Regions from separate parts of the Homo sapiens genome. Here region 1 is linked to region 2. Evidence: chromatin loops called from intact Hi-C (ENCODE). Cell type or tissue: chondrocyte. All regions are shown on one strand. Links, peaks and the distances in the headings refer to the core of each region. The heading gives the core; the rest is flanking DNA. Region 1 has its middle 25 kb from the start of TMPRSS11A. Region 2 has its middle 23 kb from the start of YTHDC1.

Evidence for each region. Peaks named below come from ENCODE experiments on the same cell type or tissue, not always from the same donor. Only the 100,000 strongest peaks of a DNase experiment are listed, where the experiment ranks them.
Region 1: a loop joins it to region 2, with 6 times the contacts of the local background. A loop is called at or near these places in 6 of 110 quality-filtered maps.

The regions. Positions count from the first base shown.
Region 1 is chr4:67,983,916-67,992,257 of GRCh38, forward strand. It overlaps the pseudogene TMPRSS11GP. Among named protein-coding and RNA genes, the nearest start is that of TMPRSS11A, 25 kb to the left of the region's middle. In chondrocyte, for the core only: CTCF peaks have their summits at 4,684 (motif pointing right) and 4,913; no DNase peak of the experiment used is centred there.
Region 2 is chr4:68,369,149-68,377,490 of GRCh38, forward strand. It overlaps the pseudogene MT2P1. Among named protein-coding and RNA genes, the nearest start is that of YTHDC1, 23 kb to the left of the region's middle. In chondrocyte, for the core only: CTCF peaks have their summits at 6,997 (motif pointing left) and 7,214; DNase peaks (open chromatin) are centred at 4,604 and 7,226.

The DNA of each region.
Region 1 (8,342 bases), core at 205-8,204, 390 kb before region 2:
ATTGTTAAAGATTTCACCAGCAGTAGCCCGGGAAAACTTTTTGGTGCTTCCTGATAGAGGGGACACCATTGCAGGTAATAGTTCAGACAGCTGAAAGATAGGAGGGAAGAATGCCTCTTACAAAGATATTGGAGTTGGCTAGTTACTGTTAAATTGCATTGTTGTCCTACATAGGGATAAGGAGAAACTGAAGGCCATTTAAAATATGTTAAAGGCTAAGCATGAGAACCAGTTACAAAAAAGCTTTTATTTCATGCAGAGGAAGAGTAGACACAGCCAAGCAGCAGGCTAAAGATCTAATAGTTAGATACCCAGAGTTTGAATGCTTAGTCAAAGCTGATCGGCTATGCTTTGGTCAGGGTCCTAATTGGGAAAACCCAGGAACTTGAAATATAAGATGGGTCAACTGGATTGATGTCTTTCGGGATGTTGGTTCTGCAGACTCCCTGAAACCTCAGAGTTTATAGAAGTAATCACTGTCTCCTTAGTAAGAGCCAGCTCTTCTCCCCTGCTGAAAGATGCTATAGAGCTGTTTCACCCACAAGGCAACAGGTGCTCCTCAAGAGATATTCTTACCTCCTCAACTGACAACCAGGCCAATGGCTCAGCTAGTAACATGCTGGGCTTGAAAAGATAGAAAAAGAGACTATGTACTAAAGAACTGTAAGAACTGGTGCGTATCTATTGGCTCCTGACATTAGGTTTTGAGGGTGGTTGATCATGGAGGGGTGAATGAAAGACTGGATAAGTAAGAATTCATTGACTTAGGAGCACTTTCTCAAGACATGGAATTTGACAACCTAGCAAAAACCCAAGGAGCAAACCTGCTAGGGTGGCTCTTAGCATCCTGGAAGAAGCCATATCCAGGATTGAATACAGATGAAGTGTCCCAGTTGCCTTAGAAGACAGCGGAGAAAGAAATAAAGAGGCTGAGGGAAGTGGGCATGTCAAAATGGATATATTATGTGAGGCCAGAAGACCCACCAGGGCATGTGTTTCATCAGGAAGCCCAGAGGACATATCATTTATGAAAGTCACTACAAATGAGCTGGTGAGAGGAGCTTGAGAATAACTAAGAAGTTCAATGATGGCTCTCGTTGCAGATGGAGGCTGCAATAAGGGAAGCACCTACAGTCCTGAGATTGTCCATAGGGATGATGGAATCCTGAAGTAATAGATGCAAAGTGTCAGTGCTAAACTGCCAAAGCCAGGAACCCACAGTGAGCTTTAACAAATGGCAAGGTTGGAGGGACAGCTATGGAAGTTTTTCCCACAAAGAATTGTGGAGACAGTTCAAAAAGTATGGTGTTTTTAGGGGAAAATAAACAGGCAGCTAGCCAGCATGCTGATTAACATCTACAACCAAAGAAGAAAAAATGCAAAAATGGAAGATCAGGAGGCTCTAGGTGATCACCCCAATAGAAAGCCATGATCCCTTTCTTAGTTCTTAGACTTGAGGCAATTTTCAGATCCAGAATCCATTGGCTGAAGAGGTGGCCAAGTCCCTAGGAGGAAGAACCCTGTTACACCATGATAATTATATACAGTGATGATTCCCTAAGTGCTTCTCCAAAGGGACCTATAACTTTTTACTTACTGGGTGACTATACAAAAGGCAAAGGGAATACCCAGATATTTCAAAAACTATTAGAAACAGGATCTGAGTTGATACTGATACCGGAGACATATAGCATCATTATAGCTCCTGTTAAGTGTGAAGATTTATGGGGCCCAATTATGTCCTGGATTTGAGATTCTAGGTATATAGTTCCTTTCCTTTAATACTTTAAAAATATTACTTCAGTGACATCTCATATCCAGTATTGCTGCTGAGAAAACTGATGTCCTATGCTTCTTGTTTCTTTATAGGTGAACTGCTTTTTCTCTCTGGTAGCTTTTATAATGTTTTTAATTTAAAATCCACTTTAACATATCAAGGTATGGGTTTTTCCTTATTTCTTCTATTTGGAACTCTATAAGCCTTTTTTATATACAGTTTTAAAATTTTCTTTTATTATTAAAATCTTATCTTCATTAGTTTTTAAAATATTTCCTCATCTCAATTTTTAATTTTTTTCTGCATTTGAGAATCTTGTAATTGGGATATTGGCATCTCTACTTCTCTATCTTTCATATCTCTAATTTTTTAAAATTTATTTTTATATTTTTATCCTTCCCTTCTTCCTTTCTGAGAGAGTTCTTCAATTTGAACTTGCAATTCATCAATTTATTTTTCCGTCATAACTATCCTATTATCTATCTAATCAACTGTGCTTTTGTATTTCAACTCTTATATTTTCCATGTCTAATATTTTCATTCTGTTTTTATGCATGCTTCTTCTTGTTTCAGATGATTAATGTGAGCAATGACAAATAGCTCATATCTTCCCTTATATCTTTAAATACTGATATAATATGTATTTTACATCCTTTGTTTATACTAATGCTTCTGTTTCAGAGGCTATATGTTTTCTTGTCTATTGTCTTTCTTCTGAAGAAGTTGTACCATTTGGAGTTTATTTATTTTAGACTATGATTTCATGTTTCTCCAGGAGCATCAGCTGCTTTATCAGGCAGCATGGGCTATGGAAGGGTCAAAGGGCAGGTGTTTACTTGTGTCAGTCAAAGTGAATTTAAGGAACAGATTGGGGATGAATCCTAGGGTAGAGAGTCCCAGAGCCCACAAAACCTATTATTGATCATTCTCACTCATTGACTTTCTATCAGTTGACTTTTCCAGTGGGAATTTCACTGACAAATTCTTAAGAGTGAAGCAGCACTAGAAGGAAGAAGGTTCTTTTAATTTTAATGCAACAGCCCTGGAGATGTGGAGGGTAAGGTGAGAAGACAGTACCTGAAAGCAGCTAATTAGTGCTACCTTTTCCAGAAACTTCTCTCCTCAGCAGGCTTTTTCTCCTGTCCTTTCAAAATTGGTGGTCTGAATTGCTAAGACTAATTTCTGGTATGATAAGAAGGTAAACATTGTCTCAAAGCAATGTAGGGCAAAACATGGTGTTGGGAGATGTAAGAGAAAAACTTAAAAAGCCTTTCTCTTAACTATCCTCTCATTCTACTCTAGACTTCAGCCACCTACCTCCCTACACACTCTATCTAGTTCAAGTTAGCTCCAGTCTCCTAGTTCTGGCCTAGAATCCAGGTTTACTTCTTTCATCTGTAGTGTGTCTAGGGTTGATTTGGAGAAAGGAACAAGTGTCCTATGCTAGTACACCATTTTTATAGACATGAAAGCCTATGTGTGTGTGCATATGTATGTACTTACCAAATGATCTTATTTTTGAAATGAAAAGTGTATAAATCATTTGTTAGTGAAGATATATATTTATTTATTTAATAAGTCCTTCATTAGTGAATAGATATATTTATTCATGTTTGTATAAATGTAAATAATGTAAACGGATATATAGAAGTTTAAACTTTGATTTGCTTAGGAGAAAATCAGGGAGAGATTGTTAGAATTTTCTTTGTTGGGAAATAGCTCACATAACTTTGTAGCTTGAATTACAGTTGACCCTTGGACAACATGGGGGTTAGGGTTGATGGCCCCACATAGTCAAAAATTCATGTATAACTCGCGACTCTCTCAAAACTTAACTATGCATAGCCTACTGTTGAATGGAAGCCTTTTTGATAAGACAAAGAGTTGACTGACATATATATTTTATGTTATGTGTATTATATACTGTATTCTCACAATACAATAAGAGAAAAGAAAATGTTATTAAAATCTTAAGGAAGAAACAATATATTTACTATTCATTATGTGGAAGTGGATCATCATAAAGGTCTTCCTTCTCATTGTCTTCCCATTGAGCAGGCTGAGGAGGAGGAAGAAGAGAAGGGATTGGTCTTACTGTCTCAGGGGTGCCAGCTGTGGAAAAAAATCCACATATAAGTAGCCCTGATATGGTTTGGCTCTGTCCCCACCCAAATCTCATCTTGAATTGTAGTTCCTATAATACCCACGTGTCGTGGATGGACCCAGTGGGAAGTAATTGAATCATGGGGGCAGATCTTTTCCATGCTGTTCTCATGGTAGCGAATAAGTCTCATGAGACCTGATGGTTTTATAAAGGGCAGTTCCCCTGCACAAGCTCTCTAGCCTGCCACCATGTAACACGTGCCTTTGTTCCTCCTTGCCTTCCACCATGATTTTGAGGCCCCCAGCCATGTGGAACTGTGAGTCCATTAAACCTCTTTCCTTTATAAATTACCCAGTCTGGGGTATGTCTTTATTGGAGCATGAGAACAGACTAATACAGGTCCAGTGCAGTTCAAATCCATGTTGTTCAAGGGTGAACTGTAAAATAAAATATATTTTTAAAATAACATGGACCAGGGGCCGGGCGCGGTGGCTCACGCCTGTAATCCCAGCACTTTGGGATGCCGAGGCGGGCGGATCACGAGATCAGGAGATCGAAACCATCTTGGCTAACAAGGTGAAACCCCATCTCTACTAAAAATACAAAAAATTAGCGGGGCGCGGTGGCGGGCGCCTGTAATCCCAGCTACTCAGGAGGCTGAGGCAGGAGAATGGCATGAACCCGGGAGGCAGAGCTTGCAGTGAGCCGAGATAGCGCCACTGTAGTCCGGCCTGGGCGAAAGAGAGAGACTCCGTCTAAAAAATAAATAAATAAATAAATAACACGGACCAGCAGATGGCAGCACACTGTAACACATTTGGTCAAACTTTATTGCTTCTCCTGAACAACGTGAGTCCTAGTGACCTGCTATTTCCACATTTGCTTGATTTAACTACAATAAAATGACATTAATGGATTATGCAATCCAATTCTTGTTGTATTTGGGTTGGCTGCTTGCTTAAATAGTCATCTGTGGTTTTTAATCTGCGTGGTTTTTAATCTGTGTGACTAAGTCATTCTGATGCTCTTCCATCAGTTGTTACTCTCCCTTGGTTGCCATTAGCATATCTTCCTGGCTTAGAAGAAATACTCTCTTGATTTAAAAAACAACAAAACCTCTTTTTGATTCTTTAATATCCTATTAATTAGAGAAGTTATTTCATCTTTTTCTAAGGTCAGTTGAAAATCCAGTTTCTGACCATTTCAGCCTCAACTATGAGTCTCTGGTGGCCCCTTTTCCACTAGTGGACTGGCGCCACTAGAGGAAGAAGGGTCTAAAAATAATGCTATGCTTGGCCAAACACAGGCCCAAAAGAGTATGCTACTTTAGACAGCAGCTATCAAAAACACTTTATGTGGTTTTGAGAAAGGAGACTTACATACGATTGTATATTCAACGGCTAGAATACTCAGTATCTGACACATAGAGGTTTAAGAAATGCTTGTTGGATGAATAAGTAATTAGGTAAGTCGGCGCCTTGAATATTTTAGGTCAGTGATGTCCAATACAACTTTTTTTTAATGATGGAAATGTTCTATATCTGTGCTGCCCAAAATAGAAGCCACTAAGCCCATGTGACTATTTTGTGCTTAAAATGTGATTAGTATGACAGTAATGACAAAATGTGATCCGTATGAGGAAATACATTTTATTTTATTTTATTTTAATCTAAATAGCTTCATCTGGCTAGTGGCTCGCACATTGGATAGTGTAGCTTTTAGTGCTTAGTGATGTTATGCAATTCTGTATGCTCCACTGTTAAGTGTTAATGGATGATGATGGGCTGAAAGCTGAATACATAAGCCCCCTTTTTGAATAGTGTCTGTCTACGCATTCTGAAGATATTAAACAGAGAACACTTGGTGCAATTATTCAAGATTTAGGCATTTGACAGATAACTCCCTATATATTCATGTATATTTGCCTGTAGGAGCTCAGCCTTCAAACAGTCTTCTTTCTCTAACTTTCTCTAATCAGGAAGATCAGTTTCCAGATGATCCTAATTTGGCTAGGATGGTATAAATATGAGTGTGGTCATACTAGGCTTTTTTTTCCCTAGCGTTTTCAATGCATCAGTATTACAAAAGAGAGAGAAGAAAAAATTTTCCAAACTCATGTAAGGAAATTGTGAGCGCATGGTTTTTAACAGTGATTTTTTTTTTCCTATTACTATTGATCCCATAGCAGTATTTCTTAACTGGGGGTGATTTTGCTCCCCTAGGGACATTTGGCAATGTCTGCAGTAACTTTTGGGTTGCAACTTGGTAGGGGAGTACTACTGGAACCTAGTATGTAGAGTTAATGAATGTTGATAATATCACAATACATAGGACAATCCCTTCCCCTCCCCCAATAAAGAATTAACTGTGACAAAATGTCAATAGCACTGAGATTGAGAAATCCTGCATTGTAGTGATGACTCAAACAGATGAATTTGAGTTTGTTGCCATATATATATATATATATATACATATATATATATATATATAAACATACACAATATCCTATTATGTGGAGCAAGAGAGACTCAAAACCCCTCAAAAGATGTTAGCACAGCAATTATCTCACTAACTAAATTAATTTTAAAAGGGAGGTGGGAATAAAGGTTTAGACACTCAGAGTAAGTGTGAGTTTTGTTAAATACTAGTCCACAATCATGTACAAAATATGCAATTAAATACATATAAAAATGACTTTAACATAATAATTAAGCAATTCAAAAGATGTTTTCTTGAATATCTAAATATTTTCTATAAATAGTAATCTGCAAAAAAAATGCTGGCCACCTTTTTCTAGTAAATGTAAATATTACACAATAAGGTCTTTACCAAAATCTTATCAAATTGTTTGTGAATGTCTAATTTTATAATGGCTTCTCATGTAAGTTGTTTATAAGTATCTAATTTATATTGATTTCCCATTCTGCAGATCCCTTAACTGTTCTGAAGTTTGTTGAAAATTGTTTAAATAATACATTAAGATAATTTAAAAAGTGAAAAGTTTACACAAAGATTGAAACGTCTCTCATTTTAAAGATGAAACTGAAAGTAGCTCTTTCTCATTGAATCCTTGCCTTTTTTCCTTTCAACTTAAAAATGCCAAAAAGGCTGCCTTTAATTTATGAGTACATAAAGGCATTTTTACATAGTTCAGAGCAGAATCCTGTACAAAGCAATATTGCCAGTTCTCTTGCTGCCTGATCCAGGGATTAATTGCTCCAAAATAAACATCAGTGTAATTGTTTAAAGAGACTAAAATATACATTACTGAGTGTAAATATAAATGTCAATCTTTTTCAAGTTTCTAAGAAAAGTTAAATGCACATCTCAGGGCAAAGGGGAATAGATTCACAGTAGTGTCATCTCTTAAGTCCTAGTTTCATGCCTAGTGTCCCTTCCATCATTTGTGTTAATGTTGGTGAAAATTAATAACCTTGACTTATCTAGTCCAGTGAACCCACACATTCTTAATGGGGAATATTTGACAAGAGAGACTAAAGCTGTGGAGCCATCAGGTACAGGAAGTGTGCCATTTCAGCGAAAAAGTAGAGAATGCTTAGCCAATTGGTACTTATCTGATTAAACTGCTGGCTCACTCTGAAAGGAATATTGTATGTCTTAGGAAAAGAAAAATGAATAAATCAGAGACACTTAGCAGCAATGGTAGATCTTTGTGTAGTTGAAATATCTTCTGTGCTCACAGGAGCAAAACACTTCAGATGATGTGAAAGCAAGCCTGCCTTCTTCATGTTTAAGGGGAAAGTCATCAGATCACACTTTTTTGGATTTTGAACTTGATGATAATACACATGGTGGCACACGCTAAACACACTTTTTCTAGAGACCACACATGACATTTATAATTTGGATTTGAGATGATTGTTGCATTAGATGTTAGTTTTAGATTTAATCCAGTCCCAATAATGAGTCACTTCGGTATAAAGTCCTGGCTTGTTTTATTTTCCACAGTCTATTCCCCAGCTTACTATTCCAACAAGGTACCAGGCATTTCTATCACGTGCAATAACCAGAGGACCTCCAGAATCACCCTGGAAAAGAAGAAGAAAACAATACGGTCAATGTAATAAATAAAGGGATGTCAGAAATGGGTTAGTTGGCATCTGAATGTCTAATAAACTAACACTTTGGATTGAAATATGTAAAATCATTCTATTTTACTTACCATTAGTGTTAATATGATAATTGAGCTTATTACTTACTCCCTGTTAATGCCTTCAGGTAGAAGGTAATGTGAATAAAGCTAAGATTTCAGGTTTATCCTTGTAAAATTTTTAGTTTTGCTGTCTAAAATTTTTAGTGTTAGTTTAGACAGAGCAAAACTAAATTCTGTGACACTAGGCATGAGACTAGGAAAGCTTAACTAAGACACAGGACTATGTTCTATGTCTTACATAAATGATAACTTCAAGACTCAACAAACAAGTCATCTCGTCCATAAGC
Region 2 (8,342 bases), core at 154-8,153:
AAAAATATGGCAGAAAGCTGACTGAAGTTTGAAATTAATATGTGCAAAATGTCTGTAGAGGATCTAGTCTATCCTCCTTTCCTTCATCTTAAGACTTAATTTTATCCAAAAATTAAGTAGCCTGATTAGTCATCCTTGCTTTCTTCTCTTCCTGGCTCCTTGGGTTTTTTCCCACATGTATTTGTTCAGCATCTATTACAAAGCAGGCACTGCCCAAGGCATTGTTTTTAATGTACAAGTAGGGAGTTTGAAATTCATCCTTTCGATCAGAAGTTCTCAAACTATACGGTGTATATGATTCACAAGGAAAATTTGTCCAAAGTGCAGATTTCTAGTCTTAATCCCAGATATCAGATTTGAGGCTCTTCGTGGGGCCTGGCAATCTGCCATTTTAACAAGTGTCTGGGAGAGCTGTGGCTCATGCCTATTATGCCAGCACTTTGGAAGGACGATGCAAGAGGATTGATTGGAATTTGTGACCAGCCTAGGCAACACTGCATGACTCTGTCTCCACAAAAATTTAAAAAATTAGCCAGGTGTGGTGTTGCATGACTGTAGTCCCAGCTATTTGGGAGGCTGAGGTGGGAGGATGGAGTGAGCTGTGATCGTGCCACTGCACTCCAGCCTGCGAGACAGAGGTGAGACCTTGCCTCAAGAGACAACAACAGGGCCAAACGCGGTGGCTCACGCCTGCAATCCCAGCACTTTGGGAGGCTGAGGCAGGCGGATCACCTGAAGTTGGGAGTTTGAGACCAGCCTGACCAACATGGAGAAACCCCATCTTTACTAAAAAATACAAAATTAGCCAGGCATGGTGGTGCGTGCCTGTAGTCCCAGGTGAGACAGGAGAATCGCTTGAACCCGGGAGGTGGAGGTTGCAGTGAGCGAAGATGGCACCACTGCACTCCAGCCTGGGCAACAAGAGAGAAACTCTGTCTCAAAAAAAAAAAAAAAAGACAACAACAATGGCCGGGTTCAGTGGCTCACGCGTGTAATCCCAGCACTTTGGGAAGCCAAGGAGAATGGATTATCTGAGGTCAGGAGTTCGAGACCAGCCTGGCCAACATGGTGAAACCCTGTCTCTACTAAAAATACAAAAATTAGTCAGGCATGGTGGCAGACACCTATAATCCCAGCTATTCAGTAGGGTAAGGCAGGAGAATGGCCTGAACCCAGGAGGCATAGTTTGCAGTGAGCCGAGATCGCACCACTGCACTCCAGCCTGGGTAACAGATGGAGATTCCATCTCAAAAAAAAAAAAAAAAAAGACAACAACAAACAAGTGATAAGCAATTCAAGGGACTCCATTCACCTGTTTGAAATTAATAAAACACTTAGTGATTAGATTAGGTTGGTGGGCAGCTGAACTCTTCAAGATTTTATCTATATCTCTTTAAGAACTCCAGAATCGGGGCTCTCTGTTCGAATCCAGACTCTGCCACTTAGGAGCTATTCAGTTGATTGTATTAATCAAGTTAACCTCTTTGTACTCTGTGTCCTCCTCTGTGACAGTACATGGGAATCAAAATATCTACCTCAGAGAGTCACTGGGCAGATTTAGCAGATAAAGCATGGGTGTTATCTGGCATATAGCAGTAAGTACAAAAAAGTAGCTACAATAATAATAACATAACATATAAATTAATATAATAACATTGTTACCATTATTGGCAGTAGTTTTACTGTGGCTCTATTTTTTAGAGAGAAGAGAGAAGACACAAAGTTTTGCCCACAATAAGTGGTCAGGTCTTGGAATATGACTAGATGATTGCTTCAAAAGAGAGAAGTGTTCTGACTGCTTGTATATGTCTTCTGAGGCGGAAATTGCTGTTAGTAACAACCATTTTAGTTTACATTTTCTAAATATTATTAAATCCCTGAGTAGTAGGTAATATTATTGCTATTCTGACATTTTCTTCTCATGGCTTAATTTAAAAGAATCAAAATTATACCCAGCTCAGAGAGGTAAATAACAAATGTTCTCAAGAAGCATCTAAGGCCAGGTGCAGTGGCTCACGCCTGTAATCCCAGCACTTTGGGAGGCCGAGGCAGGTGGATCACGAGGTCCGGAGTTCAAGACCAGCCTGAACAATACAGTGAAACCGCGTCTCTACTAAAAATACAAAAATTATCTGGGCGTGGTGGTGGGAGCCTATAATCCCAGCTACTAGGGAGGCTGAGGCAGGGAACTCCTTGAACCCTGGACGTGCAGGTTGCAGTGAGCTGAGATCGTGCCACTGCACTCCAGCCTGGACGACAGAGTGAGACTCCGTCTCAAAAAAAAAAAAAAAAGCATCTAAAACAGGGGTCCCCAACCCCCATGACACAGATTCTGGTCCATGGTCTTTAGGAACTGGGTTGCATAGTAGGAGGTGACCAGCAGGCAAGCAAGTGAGCATTACCACCTGAGCACCACCTCCTGTTGGATTAGTGGTGGCATTAGATTCTCATAGGATCGTGAACCCCATTGCAAATCGTGCATGTGAAGGAGCTACATTGTAAGCTCCTGATGAGAGTCTAACTAATGCCTGATGATCTGAGGTGGAATAGTTTCATCTGGAAACCATTCATCTCTCTTGTCCATGGAAAAATTGTTTTCCATTAAACTGGTCCCTGGTGCCAAAAAGGCTGGGGACTGCTGATCTAAAAGATGTCCTCATCATAATCACAGATAATGAATACAGAATACTCAGTATCGGAGGAAAGATAAAAAGTTCAGTTTGGGTCAATTTCTTCACTATTTACATACACTTAGGGCCTTAGACCCTTCCATGCTAAAATTTAAATGCATGCATTAGCTCATTTAATCTATAATAGCCCTATAAGTAAATTGCTATTATAATCCTTATTTATTTATTTATACATTTTTTTGAGATGGAGTCTCGCTCTGTTGCCCAGGCTGGAGTGCAGTGGCATAATCTTGGCTCACTGCAACCTTCACTTCCCAGGTTCAAGCGACTCTCCTGCCTCAGCACTCCCTGGGACTACAGGTGTGCACCACCACACCACACTAATTTTTAAAATATTTTTTAGTAGAGATGGGGTTTCACCATGTTGGCCAGGTTGGCCTTGAACTCCTGAACTCAGGTGATCAGCCCACCTTGACCTCCCAGAGTGCTGGGATTACAGGCGTGAGCCACTGCGCCTGGCCTATAATCTCATTTTAAAAGATGCCATTATAAAACATCTTTAAAAATGAAATTTATTCTCTGAAGTGTCAACATAATAAGAAAGAAAAAAAAGACACTTAGGTTAACTAAAGTAATAAAGGAACTCAAACTTGAACCAAGAGCTATGTGATCTTACATCTCACTTTAGTCTGCATATCAAACCGCCTCCTAGACACTTTGAGGCTCACGGGTCTGAAGTGGGTGTAGTGGCATCCTGGGAAGATTTAATAGGACAACAAAGGTAAGTCACACAATGAGCTCTAAATTCTAGTCTGTCCAAAGCATGCTCCTTTCTAAAATTATATTCTAAAATGTTAAGAAAAAATACAAAAAAGGGCATTTTCAGAAAATGTTTTATAGTCCTTCCTCTGAATGACTAACTTTACCTTTTTTCTACATTGCATATTCTTTATCCCAAACATATGCAGAACATGTTGATGTGTTCTCTGATTACAAAGTGTTTTCAAATGATAATGTAATGACTCAGTAGACTTGTGAAATGCAGGCAGAAAAAAATCATTTAAAACCAAAATTGACTGTGCTGCTTCTACCTGCTAAGGGAAGTGGTCTAATTCGCATCAGAGGGGTAAGAGGCAGAGTTCCCTTCCCCTTTTGTAAAAGAAAAATGGGGACAGCAAGCAAAAAATCACTCAATTGTTAGGAAAAAATATCTAAGCCACCCTCTCACCTTCCTTCTCTTTCCCAAGAATTGGTTGCACTACTGAAACCAGAGGAGTGCAGGAATTCCACTATTTTGTAAAATAAGTTTGAGCCAAATTTGCCTGAATTTCTAAGACAGGCTACTTTGGTTGATACACGGATTAAGCCTAAAAATAAAACCTTTTGAGATAAATTGGGTAGTACACCCACAGAATCGCGCCCGAGTCAAGGAGGGAAATCCTTTTGGTATTGTGTTTAAAAATCATTTTTAATTTTCCCTACAACGAAGCGAAACTCCTCACATGTGTTTAATTGTTCGCTCTGAAAGACTACACAGGCCGTTACGAAAATAGTTTTTGGCATGAGTAGTGATCTAGTTATAAATCAGTGAAAAATAAATTGTGTCCATAAAAAAGTTACAGAATTTACCCCTGTGCCATTAAATATTAGTTAACAACCTTGATTTTTAAATTGATGTGCCATATTCTACCATATCGATACTGTATTTGATATGGTTCAGTTGCAGACTGCTCTTCCAGAATAAATAGGCAGAAAGGAATTTATCACTGGCTGCAAACCATTAGATGGCTTACAAACTGTTTGGAATTGTAGGGGCAGGCGCTGTGTGAGCGTTTAGGAACAACTTCCATTCTCCAGAAATGGCATGGGTAGTCCTGCGATCCAAAGGCAGCAGTGTCAGGTGGAAGCGCTAGAAGCCCGAGGCTGCCATTGGCAGAACAAAGCAGTCTCGGCCTGGCTTGGCAGCATCCAAAAGGACCGCAGCCGCCCTGCCGCTGCACACGGTGCATCTGATTGGCGGAACCCAAACCCTTCCGCAGCCCTCCCTGCGAAGATATCTGGGAAACGTAGTTTTTACCTTCTAACCTCTAAGGCACGGAAAGCTTATTCGATGTTGATTGTAATGGAAATAGAACTATGTATTAGGATTTGTTTAACCATCCCTTGAGTTTTAAATTTTTTGGTTGTTACGTAATTTTCTCTGTAATAAATAAATAAAATTCCCTAAACAATATGAATACTTTTCAAATTTTTGATAATGATTGCAAAATTGCTCTCTTGAAAAGTTATGCCAGTTTATACTCCTTCCAGCAATCTTTGTTCCATATTGTCAGTCATGATTAATACATTTGTCAATGCTTTTGAAAAGGAAAGTGACATATTATTTAAAAACTATGAATTTCTTTGGCTAGTTTGAAGATTTTAATTCTCACCACAAGTGAATTACGATTAGATTTTTTTTTTTTTTTTTGAGATGGAGTCTCACTCTATCACCCAGGCTGGAGTGCAGTGGCCAATCTCTGCTCACCAGCAACCTCCGCCTCCCGGGTTCAAGAGATTCTCGTGCCTCAGCCTCCAGAGTAGCTGGGATTTGAGGCATACGCCACCACACTAGGCTAATTTTTGTATTTTTAGTAGAGATGGGGTTTTTGTCCTATTGGCCAGGCTGGTCTCGAACTCCCGACCTCAGGTGATTCTCTGGCCTCGGCCTCCCAAATTGCTGGGATTATAGGGGTTAGCCCTCGCGCACGGCCGCAATTAAGTCTTTAGACGATCTGTTTCCCCAGTATTTCCCAGCAATGTATTTATGAATCATCTCGCATCTCGCATGGTGAGAAACTTAACATGAACGTTCAACCATGTAAAATTATTACCAGTGAAATAAATAACTTAATGTCTAGTGACCTCTTACTGTAGCTCTGTATTGGTAGATAGACACTTCTTTTTTGATCTTTCAAGTATATAGTAAAAAAAATGTTCCTTTTACAGTTTTCAATTTTTTTTTTTTTTTTTTTTTTTGAGATGGAGTCTCGATCTGTCTCCCAGGCTGGAGCGCAGTGGCCTGATCTCGGCTCACTGCAACATCCGCCTCCCCGGTTGAAGCGATTCTCCTGCCTCGGCTTCCCAAGGAGCTGGGATTACAGGCATGCATCACCACGCCTGGCTAATTTTTGTATTTTCTTTAAATTAGAGACAGGGTTTCACCATGTTGGCCAGGCTATTCTCGAACTCCTGACCTCAAGTGATCTGCCCGCCTCAGACTCCCAGAGTGCTGGGATTACAGGTGTGAGCCACCGCGCCTGGCTAATTTTTCATGTTTTTAGTAGAGACGGGGTTTCTCCATGTTGGCCAAGCTGGTCTCAAACTACTGACCTCAAGTGATCCACCCGCCTTGGCCTCCCAAAGTGCTGGGATTACAGGCGTAAGCCATCGCGCCCTGCCTTGTTTTCAAAATTAAACTTAGTTGAAGCCTGTAAGACTTAAAATGAAAGCAAGATTATGTGACTTGATTATGATGCAGCCAAATGAATTTAGATGCAAATGCTAGACTTGAAATGTAAGTGTACGAATATACAGCAGTATAATTTTATGAGGTCTGGGGGTTACTTGTGCATGAGCCCAGGATTTAGATATCTGGCTACTCACAGTAAGATCCATGGAAGGAAATAAATTCTATAAGGAAGCACTGTATAACTCAAAGAAACTAGAGAGGCCCAAATGTCCAAAGCTGCCATTTCGCTTGCTGGAATTTGCTGGTGGAATAACTACCCTTCCCCGAATTAATGAGGCTAAATGAATTCCTGGGGAACCCTCAGGCTGTCAGTGTAACACCTCCCACATCTTTTTTCTCCAGCAGGTGGCATGTACAGCACCATCCTGAAATGGTGATAACTTTATTATTATTATTGTCACTATTCATGGGGCTAACCATCTTCCCTTTTCTTCCCAAATAAGTACATGGAGTTTTAGCATAGGTATTAAAGAAGGCTCGTCAGCATGATGGCTTAAGTCTGTAATCCCAGCTACTGGGGAGGCTGAGGTGGGAACCGAGGAGTTCAAGGCTACAGTGAGCTATGATCATGCCACTGCACTATAGCCTGAGTGACAGAAGGAGACCCCGTCTGTAAAAACAATTTAAAGAGAGAAAGAGAAAGATAGAGAGAGAGAGAATTCTTGTTTCAATGACCTAGAGGAAAAAAGATGTTATAAGTTCGCTTTTGAAACTGGAACATTAATTTTTCACCATATTAAGACAAGACCCTGTATATACACGTTAAACTTAAACAGCTATCTTTTAGGCTGTTGAATGCAAGAAGGTAAGTTTAAGTACCATCTAGTGGTAGGCATCACCCTCCACCTAGTGGCATCCCTCTCCATCTAGTGGCAAGATAGGCGAATTGAAAGCAAGTGCCAAAGAAGAAATAGTCTGATACTGAAATGTTGAACAAAAGTTTAAAAAGACAACAGTATTGACCACGCCTCCTCCAAGTCCCAGCGAGCCCGTGTACAACCTGTCCCGACTCCAGCCGCCTCTTCAGCTCGCCATGGATCCCAACTGCTCCTGTGCCGCCAGTGACTCCTGCACCTGCGCCGGCTCCTGCAAGTGCAAAGAGTGCAAATGCACCTCCTGCAAGAAAAGCTGCTGCTCCTGCTGTCCTGTGGGCTGTGCCAAGTGTGCCCAGGGCTGCATCTGCAAAGGGGCGTCGGACAAGTGCAGCTGCTGTGCCTGATGCTGGGACAGCCCTGCCCCCAGATGTAAATAACGCGACCTCTACAAACCTGGATTTTTTATGTACAACCCTGACCCTGACGTTTGCTACATTCCTTTTTCTATGAAATAATGTGAATGATAATAAAACAGCTTTGACTTGAAAAAAAAAAAAAAAAGAGAATAGTATTAAAGTACCAGATAAACTTTACCACTGTTTTATTAAATTTTAATATAAATAAACTATGTAAAATAATTCATGATTGTAGCAGGTTATCTAATTTGGAAATAAAAAGAATACTCTTGCTGGATGGTAAACAGACTATTCCTAGCATGAGGTCTTTTCTTGGAATTATTTTATCTTAGTCCTTACCTAGAAGGACTTAGGAAGTGACAAACAGTGCTAAAAACCTGAGAGAAAAGTTAAGACATAGTGACAGAATTTTGCAGGACAAAAGAGTGATATTAGTACAGTCTTTCTTATGTTAAACCTTTTATGATCTTGAAAATCTTATCTTTAAATCTTAAGAAGCTGTTGGATTATACTTTAATCATTGCAGGGAAAAGATTTAGAAATTATGTTGTCAACCAGTTTAGATCAAATTGACATCAGAATTGGGTCTTTAGGAGGAGATTTTTGGTACAATAACTTTGTAATCTGAGGATACTAATCAGGGTATAATAGTACACTTAATTAGTATGATTAGCTGATAGTCTCAAGTTAGGACGACAGTCATTGAGCCCATATCAGGTAGTTAACAGTGAGCATCTATCTGTTCTAATATGTTCAGCATTCTGTTAGGATTAGTTGGTGTCCATGCTGTCCTTGTTATTAAATCATCTGAATATCATCCAAGACCATAAGGGACTGTATGTTCACAGGAAAAAAATAACAAAATCACAAAATGTGAAGAATGTATGTATTATGAAAAGAAGGTAGGCAAACAGATATCTTTAAAAGAGGAAGCTAAAAAAATAAAAATAAAAGAGGAAGCCAAATGAAT